Linked DNA regions of Homo sapiens: regions 2, 3, 4, 5 and 6 are each linked to region 1. The links are chromatin contacts, found by Hi-C or POLR2A ChIA-PET in ENCODE. All regions are on one chromosome and are shown on one strand. Each heading gives the region's core, a stretch centred on a gene start or an enhancer-like site at or near the end of the contact. The rest is flanking DNA. Distances are from core to core; before and after follow the strand shown.

What was found. A loop is a pair of places that touch in the nucleus more often than their neighbours do. ChIA-PET counts read pairs that join two places held with the same protein, here RNA polymerase II (POLR2A). Pooled maps may share reads with other maps.
Region 2: a loop to region 1 is called in a pooled map, with 2.4 times the contacts of the local background. The contact joins the enhancer-like site here to the promoter of POLI in region 1. A Hi-C loop is called at or near these places in 2 of 37 single-sample maps with no recorded cell type and 6 of 50 pooled maps.
Region 3: a loop to region 1 is called in a map with no recorded cell type, with 7 times the contacts of the local background. The contact joins the enhancer-like site here to the promoter of POLI in region 1. A Hi-C loop is called at or near these places in 1 of 168 maps with a recorded cell type or tissue (GM12878), 2 of 37 single-sample maps with no recorded cell type and 2 of 50 pooled maps.
Region 4: a map with no recorded cell type shows a loop between it and region 1 (8-fold over the local background). The contact joins the enhancer-like site here to the promoter of POLI in region 1. A Hi-C loop is called at or near these places in 5 of 37 single-sample maps with no recorded cell type and 7 of 50 pooled maps.
Region 5: a map with no recorded cell type shows a loop between it and region 1 (6-fold over the local background). The contact joins the enhancer-like site here to the promoter of POLI in region 1. A Hi-C loop is called at or near these places in 3 of 37 single-sample maps with no recorded cell type and 3 of 50 pooled maps.
Region 6: a loop to region 1 is called in a pooled map, with 9 times the contacts of the local background. The contact joins the promoter of NARS1 here to the promoter of POLI in region 1. A Hi-C loop is called at or near these places in 1 of 168 maps with a recorded cell type or tissue (B cell) and 9 of 50 pooled maps. POLR2A ChIA-PET finds 5 or more read pairs at or near these places in 1 of 52 experiments (HepG2).

Annotation. Positions count from the first base shown.
Region 1 is chr18:54,268,200-54,270,899 of GRCh38, reverse strand. It overlaps POLI (DNA polymerase iota), which reads right to left and starts at 1,383. Exons shown (of 10, transcript NM_007195.3): 1 at 1,239-1,383. The coding sequence starts at 1,353. It overlaps LOC124904307 (a long non-coding RNA gene), which reads left to right and starts at 995. Exons shown (of 2, transcript XR_007066379.1): 1 at 995-1,074. RefSeq lists enhancers at 902-951, 1,482-1,611, 1,872-2,021 and a silencer at 1,022-1,271.
Region 2 is chr18:58,534,139-58,536,838 of GRCh38, reverse strand. ALPK2 (alpha kinase 2) reads left to right here. Exons shown (of 13, transcript NM_052947.4): 5 at 1-2,005. Among named protein-coding and RNA genes, the nearest start is that of ALPK2-AS1, 22 kb to the left of the region's middle. RefSeq lists enhancers at 280-339, 900-1,099, 1,160-1,379, 298-1,497, 1,490-1,539 and 1 more. Within about 2 kb of position 1,423, at least 3 of the 41 ENCODE cell types and tissues checked have a DNase peak (open chromatin) inside an H3K27ac peak, as active enhancers do.
Region 3 is chr18:58,962,994-58,965,693 of GRCh38, reverse strand. All of the region lies in intron 7 of ZNF532 (zinc finger protein 532), which reads right to left. Among named protein-coding and RNA genes, the nearest start is that of ZNF532, 99 kb to the right of the region's middle. Within about 2 kb of position 1,318, at least 4 of the 41 ENCODE cell types and tissues checked have a DNase peak (open chromatin) inside an H3K27ac peak, as active enhancers do; they include GM12878, where a contact is called at or near this core.
Region 4 is chr18:57,832,092-57,834,791 of GRCh38, reverse strand. No RefSeq gene overlaps it. Among named protein-coding and RNA genes, the nearest start is that of ATP8B1, 30 kb to the right of the region's middle. RefSeq lists enhancers at 924-973, 1,014-1,103, 1,144-1,343 and a silencer at 1,721-2,015. Within about 2 kb of position 1,256, at least 6 of the 41 ENCODE cell types and tissues checked have a DNase peak (open chromatin) inside an H3K27ac peak, as active enhancers do.
Region 5 is chr18:50,311,513-50,314,245 of GRCh38, reverse strand. No RefSeq gene overlaps it. Among named protein-coding and RNA genes, the nearest start is that of CXXC1, 25 kb to the right of the region's middle. Within about 2 kb of position 1,390, at least 3 of the 41 ENCODE cell types and tissues checked have a DNase peak (open chromatin) inside an H3K27ac peak, as active enhancers do.
Region 6 is chr18:57,620,501-57,623,257 of GRCh38, reverse strand. NARS1 (asparaginyl-tRNA synthetase 1) reads left to right here and starts at 1,422. Exons shown (of 14, transcript NM_004539.4): 1 at 1,422-1,550; 2 at 2,607-2,689. The coding sequence starts at 1,541. RefSeq lists enhancers at 1,149-1,488, 869-1,573.

The sequences.
Region 1 (2,700 bases), core at 134-2,633:
AGTGTGGGCTATTTTTAGCTCCCATGGCAGCAGGATTATCTGGTTTAATGCTAAATCGCCAGTGCCTAAAACAGTGTCTAGGACATAACAGACCACCAATAAATATTCACTAAATTGAAAGACTGAATAGTTCTTTGATTTTAAAAAGTTGTTAGGTCATTATTTGTCGGGGAGGGAATGACAGAGGCGACTCCTTCTCTCAACACTGGCTAAAAACAAGACAGGCAAAATACAATACAATATTCTGGTTGGGATCCTGGAACAGAAAATGAACGTTAGCAGAAAAACTGGTAGAATATTAATAAAGCGTGTAGTTCAATTAATAGTATTATACCAATGTTAATTTCCTAGTTTTGACAAATGTACTGAGTTTATGTTAACACTAGGGGGATCTAGCTCTGCAACTTTCAGGTAAACCTAAAGTTCCAAAATTTAAAAGGCCAGGCACGATGGCTAACTACTGTAATCCCAATACTTTTCGAAGCTGAGGTGGAAGGATCGCTTGTGGCTGGAGTTTGAGACCAGCCTGGACAACACAGCTACACCTGATCTAAAAAAATCTGAAAATCAGCCAGGTGTGGTGGCACGTGCCTGCTGTCCCAGCTACTCGGGACGGAGAGGCTGGGGCGGAGGATCACTTGAGCCCAGGGGTTCGAGGCTGCAGGGAGACCTTGTCTCTAAATTAATGAATGAAACAAAACCAGCAGGAAATGAGAACCGGTGCCTTTACATCCAGGCCCTGAGGTGGGCGGTACAAGGTAAAGACCAGAGCTGGAAGTGGGTCACCGGAGACGTGACCACAGCGGACCTGACTCCGCCTAGGTTCTGAGCCATCCCTTCCTGCCAGGACTGAGATCCGGGTCCCACCTTCTGCCAAATGAGCGACAAGGTCCTCAACTTCTCCAAAGTTAAAAGGCCCAGAAGCCTCTGCAGTTTTCGTCGGGCTGGCTGAGGGATTCCCGCCCCACCTCGCCCCTCACAGAGGAAAGGACGGCGCAGATAAACCCTCGACACGTATTTGTAGTGTGGACGCGCCCCACCCTACTCCTGCTGGGTGAAGCCATTCCTCTAGAGGTACCCGCCGCGTAACACAAGGCAGAGGGAGGCAGCCCTCTCTTAGAGGAGCCGAGTGGGGCGGGGACGGTCGCGCCCCAGTGGCCGCCGCCCCGAGCGTCCGCCTGCCCCACCCTTCTCATTTACACCCAAGGAGGCCGCTGGCTCCTCTGGCTGCGGCGCACCCTGCGAGCTGGCTGCCGCCCCCACGTCCGCCAGTTCCATGGCCCAGGCCTCGGCGTCTTCCTCGTCGTCGTCGCCGCCGCCTTCCTCCTCCGGCTCCACCCCCAGCTTCTCCATCCCGCCGCTGCCAACCGCAGCGCTACTTCCGGCCGCTTCCGCCTGGTCTCCAGGGAAACCGGGGGACTACAGTCTCCAGTCGCTCTGTGCCTCTCGCCTGCGCAGTCGTGGCCGACCAGCCTGTTGCCCAGAGTGACACGCATGCCAAGGAATCGTGGAGGCCCACGTGCGGGAGTTTTTTCCCGCCGGGTGGAGGCCGGAAGCGGAGAGATTGAAAGCACAAATGGCTATTTTTTTTTTTTTTGAGACGGAGTTTCGTTCTTGTTGCTCAGGCTGGAGTGGGCAACAGTGACGCAATACCGGCTCACTGCAACCTCTGCCTCCCGGATTCAAGCGATTCTCCTGCCTCAGCCTCCCAAGTAGCTGGGATTAACAGGCATGCGCCATCACGCCCAGCTAATTTTTTTGTATTTAGTAGAGACGAGGTTTCACCATGTTGGTCAGGCTGGTTTCGAACTCCTGTCCTCAGGTGATCCACCCTCCTAGGCCTCCCAAAGTGTTGAGATCACAGGCATGAGCCACTGCGCCTGGCCTTTTTTTTTTTTTCTTGAAGGCTTTGGAGTTAGGCCCACATCACAAATTTTAGCGTTTTGTCTTTGTTCCATTCGGCTGTTAGCAAACTTGCAAATCCCTAGACCTGAGTGATTAATGTGATGGGGTGGGAAGGAGTGTAACTGATAGTAAAGACACAGGTGGCCTTGTAAACTCATATGATTAGCAACTATGTTAAGGTTTGCTGTGTTTTGTTTGTTGTTGTTTTATTTAAAGACACTGTGACGAATTCAACCACAGAATTTTTAACATCAAAACTGAATAGGATTTGATACATGAGTGTTGTAGTCAGACAAAATCTCCAATCCAGACCCTCCATCATGCTGTGTGACTTTGGGCAGGTTACATAACTGCTGTGAGCCTCAGTTGCTCTACTCTTAAAAAAAAAAAAAAGTATTGAGATTGAATGAATGGATAAAAGCTACCATATACTGTAATATCCTAATGTATATAAAACATGTGGCACATAGGAAGTGCTCAGTAAATGTCTATTCTCCTTGCCTTCTATTAGGATACCATGTGTGCATGTGTGTGTTGGTGTGTGTATGTGTATGTTTTACAATAGAGGAAATTTGGAAATTCCTCCATGCCTGTATGTATGTATATACACTATATCTGTATAAATACCCAAATTAACACATATGTTTGGTTTTTTATATGATTCTACTTCTTATCAAATAAAATATTAGAACCTTGAGAAACCCTTTAAAGCAGCCATTCCCAACCTTTTTGGCACCAGGGGCTGGTTTCATGGAAGACAATTTTTCCACAGACAGAAGGGAGGGGGATGGTTTT
Region 2 (2,700 bases), core at 174-2,673, 4.3 Mb before region 1:
GCAGACTTTAGGAGCTATGAAGAGAATTTCCAAGAAAGAGGAAGTGAAACAAAGCAGGGGGTCCAGCAGCAGAGCCTGTCCCAGCAGGGTTCTCTTTCTGCACCTGATTTCCAACAAAGTTTGCCTACGACATCTGCTGCACAAGAGGAAAGAAACTTGGTGCCCACGGCCCACTCACCCGCAAGCTCTAGGGAAGGAGCAGGGCAGCGCTCAGGTTGGGGGACGAGGGTCTCCGTGGTGGCTGAAACTGCTGGGGAAGAAGACAGTCAGGCTCTGAGCAACGTTCCATCTCTCTCTGATATCCTTTTGGAAGAGTCTAAAGAATATAGACCTGGAAATTGGGAGGCAGGCAACAAGCTGAAGATTATAACTCTAGAGGCTTCCGCTTCTGAAATCTGGCCACCACGACAACTGACAAATTCTGAGAGCAAGGCATCAGACGGTGGTCTCATAATTCCTGACAAGGTCTGGGCTGTACCTGATAGTCTAAAGGCAGATGCTGTTGTGCCTGAATTGGCCCCCTCTGAAATAGCAGCATTGGCTCACAGTCCAGAGGATGCTGAGTCAGCCCTTGCTGATAGCAGAGAAAGCCATAAAGGCGAAGAGCCCACCATCAGTGTACATTGGAGAAGTCTTTCTTCCCGGGGTTTCAGCCAACCCAGACTCCTGGAGTCATCCGTGGACCCTGTAGATGAAAAGGAGTTATCTGTCACAGATTCACTGTCAGCGGCTTCTGAAACTGGAGGGAAGGAAAATGTTAACAATGTGAGTCAAGACCAGGAGGAAAAACAACTCAAGATGGATCACACTGCCTTCTTTAAAAAGTTTCTGACCTGCCCTAAAATCCTAGAGTCCTCTGTAGATCCCATTGATGAGATAAGTGTGATAGAGTACACCAGGGCTGGAAAACCAGAGCCCTCTGAAACCACACCACAGGGCGCCAGAGAAGGGGGTCAATCAAATGACGGAAACATGGGCCACGAAGCGGAAATCCAGCCGGCCATTTTGCAAGTTCCATGTCTCCAGGGAACCATTCTGAGTGAAAATAGAATCAGCAGAAGCCAAGAAGGCAGTATGAAGCAGGAGGCTGAACAAATTCAACCTGAGGAGGCAAAAACTGCCATTTGGCAAGTCCTGCAACCCAGCGAAGGCGGTGAAAGAATTCCAAGTGGATGTAGCATAGGCCAAATACAAGAAAGCAGTGATGGGAGCTTAGGGGAGGCTGAGCAAAGCAAAAAGGACAAAGCAGAATTGATTTCCCCCACTTCACCTCTTTCTAGTTGTCTTCCAATAATGACTCACGCTTCTCTTGGGGTTGACACGCACAACTCCACAGGCCAAATTCATGACGTCCCTGAAAATGACATAGTTGAGCCCAGAAAGCGTCAGTATGTGTTTCCTGTTTCACAGAAAAGGGGAACTATTGAGAATGAGCGTGGGAAACCTTTGCCCTCTTCTCCTGATCTTACCAGGTTCCCTTGTACTTCATCTCCTGAAGGAAATGTCACAGACTTTTTGATAAGCCACAAAATGGAGGAACCTAAAATAGAGGTGCTTCAAATTGGGGAAACCAAACCCCCAAGCTCATCTAGCTCCTCAGCGAAGACCTTGGCATTTATTTCAGGAGAACGTGAGTTAGAGAAAGCCCCTAAATTACTGCAGGATCCATGTCAAAAGGGCACCCTGGGCTGTGCGAAAAAGTCCAGGGAGAGAGAGAAGTCCCTGGAAGCCCGAGCAGGCAAATCGCCAGGGACCCTCACAGCAGTGACGGGGTCAGAGGAGGTCAAGAGGAAGCCAGAAGCCCCAGGCAGTGGACATTTAGCTGAGGGAGTAAAGAAGAAAATTTTGTCCAGGGTGGCAGCACTGAGGCTGAAACTGGAAGAAAAGGAAAATATCAGAAAGAACTCAGCCTTTCTTAAAAAGATGCCCAAACTCGAAACATCATTATCACACACAGAAGAGAAACAAGACCCAAAAAAGCCATCTTGCAAAAGAGAAGGAAGAGGTGAGGTTCTGTTGCTGTCCATCATTGTTAAAGTTTGGGCTTGTAGACCAGGTATCCAGTTCCTGTGTCCTCGAGGGTCCTTTGCAATTAAGGCCAGTGTCCCCCAGGTGGGCATTGATGCTATGGTTGTGGCCAAGTGGCTTCAGCATGTGGCATCAGAATCACCTGGAGGACTTGTTAAAACCCAGATTGCTCCCCTCCCCCAGTGTGTGAAATTTGCACTTCTAACAAGTTCCCAGGTGATCTATCGGGAGAACCACGATTGAGAACCACTGATAAAGGCCGCCTGTAGGCATGTCTGTTGGAGGGGAATGTGATGAAGGTGCTTTTCCGTTTCATTATCCTCTTTTACAAAATCTATTTAAAAATATAAACAGAAGCATTAATCAGTGTAGCTAATTAGTATAATGAAATAGACCATGCACTAAGCAGGATTTGTGGAAATGAATATTTTGGTACAAATTGGGATTCTCCTCTTTAATCACTGATTTTTCATTAAAAATAACTTCCTTGAACCTTGGTTTTTTCTTCCAAATTTGAGTGTAACATTTCTTTTCAACTCACCCTTCCCATTTATCTAAATCTAAAATCCTCTGAGGTCTCTGTTCTAGGTTTCAGACCACTCAAGCCTCAAAAGTCCTTGATCAACCTCTACCTATGATGCTGTTAAAAAAAAAAAAAAAGTCCTGAAATTG
Region 3 (2,700 bases), core at 69-2,568, 4.7 Mb before region 1:
GACCCCAGCTAAGGAATATAAAACCAGGACATTCACAGTCTTCCAAAACTACACACACGTCCAGTTAATGATGGCATAACCAACTTTAACCAAGATTGAACACCTAAATGAAATGAAAATGACTACATCAAAAGCAGAAGTAAAAACTGGATGGAAAGACATATCTGCTAACTGTCCCACATCTATATTGAAAGATTCAAGGAGACTAAAATTAAGCAGCTTTTGAAATGTCAGCTTTCATTCTGTGCAAACTGCAGAGTCTGGGCTAGAAACCTGCCTCTGGCAGGCTGCAAAACCCTGGGGTAAGTTATTGAACCTTTCTCAGGCTTCATTTCCTCACCTAAAAGTGGGATTCGTAACTGTCTCCCCTCAGGAGCCTGCTGCAATGAGATAGTAAGTAGGGTAAGCCCTCAGACAGTGTTAGCCCCAGTATCCTTAACACCCCGCCTTCCAATTTAGCCACAAGCTACCAAAATCACCAATAGTTCAATATGTACTTTAATATGCTCTGAACCAAAAATTTTCAACATCCTTTTTACAACACATTTATAGCCTTACATTAAAAAAAGTTCTTATTAAATCAAGTGGAGGACTTCAGAAAACTACATATAGTAAACCATACTAATAAAATATCAAATAAACTAATAAAATATAAATTATAATAAAAGTTAGTATTAAAAATTATAGATTTATATAGTATAAGAAATATGTATTATATATGATCTATAGTATATAAATATATAAGAAATATATGAAGTAAAAATATTTAGAATATAATAAAATTATAGGCCAGGTGTGATGGCGCACATCTGTAATCCTGGCACTTTGGGAGGCCAAGGCTGGAGGATCACTTGAGGCCAGGAGTTTGAGACAAGCCTGGGCAACAAAGACAACTCCCTCTACCCCGAACTCCCTACAAAAAAATGAAAATCAATAAAAATTAGCCAGGCATGGTGGTGTTCACCTGTAGTCCCTGCTACTCAGGAGGCTGAGGCTGGCAGATTGCTCGTGACCAAGAGTGTGAGGTAGCACTGAGCTATGATCACGCCACTGCACTCCAGCCTGAGCGACAGAGCGAGACTCTGTCTAAAAAAAAAAAGAAAAACTGTGTATACACACACACACACACACACACACACACACACACACACACACACAAACAAAATATCAATTCCAGTGGCCAAAACTAATGAAAAATAAGTTTCATAAAGCCAGCAGTGATATACATTTCTAGCATGAATATACAAACTCTTAATGTGCCTTTTAATCACATCTGACACAAATGCAGAATCAAGTGAGAAGCCATCACTCTCTAACAGTCAACCAGAGATAGAAGAGAACATGCAACTGATTTAAAGATATTTCTCCTAAAACCTTGAGATCACAAATAAGTTCTAAGCCAAAAAAGATAGGAGAAACTGGTTTTTTAAAAAATTTTTTACCTGTTGCTAGGGTAACAGGATTTTGGCAGGAAGTCAAAGTCGCCATAGCTAAAAGATGAGTTTTAAAAGGATAAAAATCTATTATATCCCTACATTTAGATTAAATAAGAGACTTTGTAGTAAGGCATGCCTAATGACAACAGGATGAACTCTAACAGTAAAAGAATGAAAATGAAACCATCTGGCAATGAACTATGCAAACTAGACAGTATTTCAGTATTTTTATCCCCTTAACTAATGGCCATCACCACAGTACAGCACGAAGACAGAAACAACATGGAGATGTAACGTTTTATTTCACAAAGTTATCTAAACAAGTTTCAGGGAGATTAAGGGGGGCAATTATGCCCTACCACACATTTCATACACATGGCTAGGTTCCAGGTTGTGTGGGTGAGCACCTTTTAAATTTTTTTTTTTTTTTTTTTTTGAGACAGGGTCTCACTCTGTTGCCCACACTGGAGTGCAGTGACACGACTGCGGCTCACTGCAGCCTCAAGCTCTGGGCTCTAGCAATCCTCCTGCCTCAGCCTCTGAAAGTGTTAGGATTACAGGCGTGAGCCACTGCACCCGGCCAAGTGGGCACTTTAAAAATTTATATACATACACACACACACACACACACACACACACACACACACACACACATTTTTTTCTTTTAAATACTGTGCAAGTGAGAGTCTCTGTAAAGCTCCTCAGTCAATCTGATTCTAAGCATGGTGGTCCCAAACTAGGAAATGCAAGCTGATTGCCTTGCCATTCTTTTCAAAAGTAACAACAGCACACCTGCCTCAGTGGCTGTGGTCATCTCTCCACACTCTGATCCTTTCATTCTCCCACTTTCCTTCACTGCCACTGCTGTCTTTCACCTACATCTCTGAGTGAACTGAAAGTGAATTTCAGAATGGGAAAGGCTACAAAATAGCAAGTATTCAAATCACCTATCACCTGCACCCTGTATGGAAAATGCAGATGAAATCTATGGACTTTTCTTAAAGGCTTTAGGAACAGAAACATTAAGACATCCTAAAATCATTTATAATCAGGCTTTAAATTATATTGAACAGACTTACTAATGCTGTAAATCCAACATCCAGAGAGTTGTGTCCCCTGCCTTCACCACCAAGAGTGAACGTTGGGTGGAGTCTTTAAACAAATACACTTGAGATCAACCTTCCCCAAAACATAAACTCAACAAAGGTGTGTTGGTGCTATAGCAGTCACACAGTGAGGGCCACAGCAATGAGCATCAGCAGCA
Region 4 (2,700 bases), core at 7-2,506, 3.6 Mb before region 1:
ACTCTTTAAATGATGCATAAATTGAGTCATTTTGTAAAATACAGTACCTTGATTTATTTGCTTAGTAGCTTTTAGTTTGTCTACTAGGTTTCTCTAAAGAAGAATACAAATGTATTTAGGCATAAATTGTTTTCAATCATTTTCTTGGTGTCTACATTACCCTCCATGTAATATATTAGGGGTTCCTAAGCCACAAATGGTATGATTGAAGGTATAAAAACTTGAAGCTCATTGCAACCTTAAACTCCTGGGCTCAAGCAATCCTCCTGCCTCAGCCTCCCAAGCAGCTGGGACTACAGGTGGGTGTCACCATGCCCAGCTAATTTTTAAAATTTTTTGTAGGAGGCCTTGCTATGTTGCTCAGGCTGGTCTTGAACTCCTGGCCTCAAGTGATCCTCCCACCTTGACCTCCCAAAGTGCTGGGATTACAGGCATGAGCCACCGTGCCCAGCCCCCATCTCTTTTTAATACACTAGAATTATGAAATGACAGCAGAAAGAATTCACCTTCTAGTTAGCAGTTGGATCAAACAAGTAAAATAATTTGAAGATGAGCAAAAGGAACCTTGTTATTTTTGACTTAAATGTTCTTGAGAACAAAAATGATGATGCCAGGCTTCAGAAGATGGCCCCTTAAGGGTTTAATGGTTGAAAATCATCCTCACTTTCCTACCCCTTTCAACACACACACACACACACACACACACACACACGCACGCAGTGTTGGGCTCAGTGACACCACATAACAATAGCAACAGGCTTAAGGACAGTGCAAGCACAGGTGCATCAGGCTACTGTCGGGAGAAGGGAAACTAGAATATGCACCGAGAATAAAAAATGGCTTGGGTGAGTCATCAAACAACCCTGTCAAAAAGCAGGATGTCTGATTTCACAGCCTCCATTGCTCCCTCCAACACCACATGGAACATGAACTCCAAACTGATAAAGTCTCAGGCAGGTCAATCACCTTCTACTCAGCCCCAGTGTGAAAGAGGAGGGACTCATATGGAAAAGCCTGCTCTAAACACAGGCTTATCTGTGTTGCAAGATGATGAAACATTACAGACTTAGGGAATTCATTCTCAGGTGAGAATTCAGTAACTGGCACTGGGGGTTGTAAAATATACTGGCCATGAGTCCCTTAGGTAGTCGAAGGATAAGACGACCAAAGTCTAACCTGAGCCGATGTTACTGACGTGAGTGTCAGTACATGCATCTGAATCTTACTCTGTCAATTTTCAAGAAAGGAAATGAAAGTAAAAGCATTTGTCACTTGAGGAATTTCTCTGTATGCATGATTATCATTTGTTGCATTTCTCACATATTTAAAGTTGCTTTTGAGCCAAGCTATGAAGTGAGTAAAACTTGACTTTTGTTTCTTGATTCCTTATTTTCTCGCCTCATATTTTTTTTTCTTTTGACAGTTAAATTAGTTAGGATACTAGTTTCACTCCTACTACAGAGAGAGTGGCCCCAAATAATACTGATTTAAGTGAGATGAAGGTTTATTTCTCTGACACAAAAAAGTCCAAGCTAGTATGCCGCTACCAGTCATACCAGGAATAGTTTTAGGGACTCAAATGCTTACCTAGTTACTTTGCAATCTGCAACATATGCTTTTTTCATCTTCTCTTGGTGCAACATGGCTGCTCCTGATCCTGCCAATTCATCTGTATTCCCTCCTGCAGAAAGAAAAGAACGGGCACGGGGCATGACTTGAAAGTTGCATGTATCACTTCTGCTCAAGCTCCATTGGCCAGAATGTAGTCCTACACCCACACCAAACTGCAAGGGAGAGATATTTTAAAGCACAGAGTGGTGATTTGGGTTCAGAATGAAGACCCTGAGTGATTTGGAAAAGGCTACATCTGTTCACTATGTGATAAGTTGGTGATTAATTCAAGGCTATACTGAGGAGGAGAGCCAGGAGGCCTGAGTGCACCAAAAAGATGCTGACAGATTCAGTGGTGATAGGAAGTGACCTAGGGCCTGGAGAGAAACTAGGGGACTCCCAGGAAAGCTGGCTTGTGGTGATATAGGAGGTAAAAAGGAATTACTTAGGGAGATAGCAAGGGCATGGGAGTCCTTGGTAGGGCTTTCCTTTTAATGAAAAGCAGCCCCAAATAATTTTCTAACAAAGAGCAGCTGATAAAAGTTGAGCTGCAGACATAGACAAGCAAGCTGGCAGCTTGCTGCACAGATGAATGCCAGCAGGAACTAAGGACTAGACCTTTTCAAGATGGTGGCTCCATCTTGCCTTCTCTGCCAGCCACGTGTACGGTAAGAAGCAGATAATATGGCCCCCATCAACTGGAAAGTCCATTTGCATAAGAAGATTAGGGTAGGGCGACAAGCCTTCCCAGAGAGCTTTGTAAATGTCATACATGATGGAACCAATCTGTGAGGCCTAGTAAATCAGACAACACCTCCTCAAACTGGACTATAAAACTCGGTGCGTTCTCCACCAGCTGGTCCTTTCTGCTCAGAGACTCCTTCTGAGAGGTGAAGCCAGCTGGACTTCCTGGGTCGAGTGGGGACTTGGAGAACTTTTCTGTCTTAGAAGAGGATTGTAAAATGCACCAATCAGCATTCTGTAGCTAGTAAGAGGATTGTAAAATACACCAATCAGTGCTCTGTAAAAATGCACCAATCAGCACTCTGTAGTGAGCAAGAGGATTGTAAAATGCACCAATCAGTGCTC
Region 5 (2,733 bases), core at 141-2,640, 4.0 Mb after region 1:
TACTTGGTAACCCATAGAGAATCGACAGGGAAAGATCTGGGACAGTAAGCACCCTCCCTCATTCACTTCCCAGGACAGCAACCACCCTCCCTCATTCACCTCCCAGTCTCTAGGTCTCCTGGTGATCCTCCCCAGTGATTAAACCAGCTGTAAGCCAAAAGTCAAAGGCTACTCATGAAACAGTCCACAAAGGTCAGCCCTCTGAGGCAGAGAGTACGGTGGCAAAAGGTAAACAGTGCATTTGTTGGACAAAAATGAAAGACAAAATTGTTAGACAAAATTATCTGCATATACTTTCTACCTACCATTCCCATTTTGGTAGAATAATTTTTACAACACAGACATAGTTACACACACACAAACAATTGTAACTGAGTACTATATATAGGTTACATAATTATATTTATAATATAAAGCTATTGTAATATAAAACAGTTGTAATACAAATCTGATTATAACATAAATAGACTTTGCTATTTTGAATAGTACTGCAATAAACATAGGAGTACAGGTGTCTTTTTGATAGAATGATTTCTTTTCCTTTGAGTAGATGCCCAGTAGTGGGACTGCTGGGTCAAATGGTAGTTCTATTTTTAGTTCTTGGTAAAATGTCCAATGTGTGGTAAGTAAATACACCAAGACACAAAGAATTGCAGCAGAGAAAGAGGTTTAATCACAAGGCAGCCAAACAAGGAGACTGGAGGAAACCTCAAATCCACCTCCTCAAGGAGTTTAGGATCTAGGGATTTTAAGGGGTTTGGATGGTTAGTGGGCCAAGGTATAAGGATCACTGATTGGTTGAAGAATGAAGGGTGACGTCATGGAACTAAAGAAATTGCATTCTTGCATTGAGTCAGTTCTCCTTTTGGTGTCTTCAGACTGGTGGGCATGAGCTGTCCTGCTAGAATTCAGGATCTGGGCCAGGCATGGTGGCTCATGCCACCATGACAGAGATTCATCCCAGCACTTTTGGAGGCCAAGGCAAGAGGATCTCTTGAAGCCAAGAGTTCAAGAGCAGCCTGGGCAACAGAACAAGATTCTGTTCCTACAAAAATAAAATAAAGTTAGTTGGGTGCGGTGGTAAGCACCTATAGTCCCAGCTACTTGGGAGGCTGAGGTGGAAAGATCACTTGAGCCCAGAAGTTTAGAGGCTGCAGTGAACTGTGATCATGCCACTGTACTCCAGCCTGAGTGACAGAGCAACATCTTGTCTCTAAAAATAATAATAATACAATTTTTAAAAAAGAATTCAGAATCTGAAAATCATCTTGAATGGAAAGTTTCAGACTTCTAATGCTAAAGATGCTATCTATAGGAACAATGAGGAAGTTCATGGTCTGTGTTCTGGCCTACGTGACTTTCGGTTAGTTAGCAATTACAGCGAAGTGGGCCAAAGTGTAGCCTGATTAATGCTTGACTGCCCTTCAGCCCAAAACCTGGCATGTTATTATGAGGATGGTTTCAAGAAGACAGAATGAGAGAGGAAAAACTAAAATGTAAGAATAAAATAAAGCAACTGAGAGAATACTAACGTGAGAATATTAAAAAGAATTTGGAAATGCCAATTTACAGAAATAACAGCCTTAAGAGTGGATACACATCAGTCATACCCTTATATGTTGGTAAAAATATGCATCAGTATATAATACAATGTGTAGAAAAGAACTAGCAAAGCAGACCTGAGACTGCTATTCTTAGAAAGGCCTGCTTGCAAAGTTGGCCCTTGGCTGACATCTGGGAACTTAACTGGTAAACAGGTACCTACACTGATATAAAACTTTCCCTTGGTCGGGCACAGTGGTTCATGCCTGTAATCCTATAACCTTGGGAGGCTGAGGCAGGAGGATTGCTTGACGTCAGAAGTTCAGAAGTTCTAGGCAATATAGCAACACTCCGTCTCTACAAAAATATTTTATAAATTGGTCAGGTGTGGTGGCACACATCTGTAGTCCTAGCTACTATGAGGCTGAGACAGGAGGATTGCTTGAGCCTGGGAGTTTAACGCTGCAGTGAGTTCTGATCAAACCCCTACACTCCAGCCTGGGTGACAGAGCAGGACCCTGCCTCTAAAAAAGTAAAATAAAATAAAACACTTTCCCTAAATGATAAGGGTGGCTCACTGTGCCTAGACTGTGTGGACAGTATGGTTTATGCTGAACAACTGCTTTCCATCTGGGTATCTGGAATCATGGTACATGGTAGGCAGGGAATGCCTATATGTCCAGCTCCCAGTAAAAGCCTTAGGGACAGTCTCTAATGACACCCCGATAACATATCACACATTGTCACACTCATTGCTAGAGGAAGTATGTCTTGTGCAACTCCACTGGGAGAGAACTCTTGGAAACTTGTGCCTGTGGTCCTTTGGACTTTGCCTCATGTGCCTTTTACCTTTGCTCATTTTGCCTTGTATCTTTTCATTGCAGCAAATCTTAGCCATGATTATGACTATGTGCTAAGTCATGTGTGCCCTTCTGGCAAATCATCAAAACTGGAGCTGGCCTTAGGAAGCCGCAACACATGCAGATATTGATTTTGTCTGTGCTCTAGAGTTCTGTGTTCAACCTCAAGTTAGCATGGAGGAACCAAAGTGCGATTTTGTAATTGAATTCTAGATATTAGCTTCAGTCTTACCCCTGGCAAGAAGTACCTTGAAAGTTTCTGTCCTAGAGGTCTTTGGTAGATCTGTGTTCTCCTCTCCTGCCGCTGTGGTCCCCACTTGAGCTGATTCTT
Region 6 (2,757 bases), core at 173-2,672, 3.4 Mb before region 1:
TGCACCTATAGTCCCAGCTACTTGGGAGGCTTAAGTGGGAGGCTCACTTGAGCCCAGGAGTTCGAGGCTGCCGTGAGCTATGATAGCACCACTGCACTCCAGCCTGAGCAACAGAGAAGACCCAGTCTCCAAAAAAAAAAAAAGCCCACCAAAAAAGTAAAAAAAAGTTGAAAATGATGACAGACCCTTTATTAGCACCTCTTACATGCCCGGGCAGTGAATTTATATCATCTTTCACAAATAGAAAAACTGAAGCTCATTCAGATTAGGTAATTTATCTGAAGACACAGATAAACCCCTCTCAGCGCCTGACTCTCGGCGCAATCGGGATGTTTCGCAGCGGGGCAGGGGCAGGGGCCGGAGCCACCGCCATCGCAGCCCGGGGAACAACGGACTCGGGGAAGCCCGGCCTGGCCCTTCAAGTCCCGGGCCCAGCAAGGGCCAGGACCCTCCCTCCCTCCCTGCAATCGGTCCCAACTCGCTGAATGAAGCTCATTCAGTTTAGGTAATTTATCTGAAGACACACGGTTAGTAAAAGGCAGAACCCAGGTTTGTATTCCGAAGCCCTCGTTCTTTCCACCACATTATTATGGCCTTCCTAACGGTAATCCTTACAATTTTAAATGAACATATACCATAGCTCCTCTCCTGAACACCGAGGGACGCTGGCTCACGGAGTTTAGAAAGTTAACGCATCTGGCCGGGCGCGATGGCTCACGCCTGTAATCCCAGCACTTTGGGAGGCCGAGGTGGGCGGATCACAAGGTCAGGAGTTCGAGACCAGCTTGACTAAGATGGTGAAACCCCGTCTTTACTAAAAATACAAAAATTAGCTGGGCATGGTGGCACAGGCCTGTAATCCCAGCTACTCGGGAGGCTGAGGCAGAAGAATCGCTTGAACCCGGGAGGTGGAGGGTGCGGTGAGCCGAGATCGCGCCACTGCACTCCAGCCTGGGTGACAGAGCGAGACTCCGTCTCAAAAAAAAAAAAAAAAAAAAGGAAGTTTACGCAACCCGCTGCGTCCCCTCCACCGCCGCGCACCCCGTCTCGCAGCTGGCGCGGTGTTTGCTGGTGACATGAACTCAACCAGCCTCCACCATCTGGGGATCGGGGCGACATCCTTGGTCTGGTTTGCAAGAGGACCCGCACGCCTCCAGCTGGGGCGGAATTGGAAGATTCAGAAAGGAAAGTTGGGGAGGCGGGGAAGGAAGGGTGCAAAAGTGACACTGTGCCAGGGTCTCCAGGGCCGCGGAGCTCCGGGACAGGCAGCGCCTTCCGAGCTGCACAAACGCGTGGGGCGGGGCGTCTCTGGATCCGGAAGTTGCCTCTGCCCTCACCAAAGATGGCGGCCCCGGCGCCGCTCGCCCACCTCTCGTAACCAATGGAACCGCGGCGCTCGGCCGATTCTCGCAGGCGCCCTCAGATCTACGCTCTCTGATGCAACGCCGGAATCGCGGAAACCGCCGGTGCACGTTGGAGTCATAAGACGGCGTCGGTGTTGCAGTCTGTGTCCTTGGAGGTGACCAGGGCCACTGCAGGCATGGTGCTAGGTGGGTGAGACTCAGTGTATGGCGCGGTGTTCCCTGCCTGGGGCAGGAACTCTGCTCCAGTCGGGTTTCGGCGCTTTCCTTAGTGCCTACCAGAGTGGGCGCCCCGCGAATGTTTGGGGACCGATTGCAGGGAGGGAGGGAGGGAGGGTGCTGGCCTTTGCTGGGCCCGGGACTTGAAGGGCCAGGCCGGGCTTCCCCGAGTCCGTCGTTCCCCCGGGCTGCGATGGCGGTGGCTCCGGGCCCTTCCCCTGCCCCGCTGCGAAACCTCCCGATTGCGCTGAGACTCAGGCGCTGGGACGGGTTCAGACACAGGGTAGCCCCTACTCCTGCAGTTCTTCAAAGTGATCGTCAGGAAGGGGCTTTAGGATTCTAGTTGTTTTTCTCCCACCCTCATTTTTTTATTGAGGTTTCCGGGGAGACCATACTGTGCAGTAGGAAAAAAAAAAAAAAAAAGAGAGAGACCTGGATGGATGTTAACTGTTCAGACCTACTAGTTGTGAGGCCTTCTGAAATTTTCTAACCTCAGAGCTTCTGTTTCCTTTAAAGTCCAGAGGGAGCTGGTGTTTATTTGCCATCTCTACAAAAACTGGCACTGGGATATCTGATTTGTATGTGTTATTTTATTTCATCCTCAGCACAGCCTTTCAAGATGGGGATTGTTTTTCCTATTTTATAGGTAAAGAAATAAGCTCAGAAAGGTTAAGTAAATTCTCCAGAGTCACCCTGCCTTTTAAGGTACAAAATCCAACATTCCAGCGTATGTCTGATCAACTTCAAAGCCCATATTTTATTTTTGGGTGCCCAATTAGATAGAATAAATATCACAAATTAAAATGATCAGAGTTCATTTTGAAAACCTGGATTATTAACTAATGTTTTTATGAGATGGATGTTATTGAAATGGAGTGGGGAAATAACTAGGATATTAATTACTTATGGACCTCAATTTTTATTAATCGATGCTTGTTCTGTTTACAAAGATAAGGAATGAATAAAGTAGTAAGGTGACTAATAGTTAATGGCCAGACCATAACTTACCCTCATTTTGTCAAACAGCAGAGCTGTACGTCTCTGACCGAGAGGGAAGCGATGCCACGGGAGATGGAACCAAGGAGAAACCATTTAAAACAGGTCTAAAGGTAGAGTCTCTTCTCATTAGGAAAATGAGACTGCATTTATTAATGAGTTATGTCAATTTTCTTGTGAC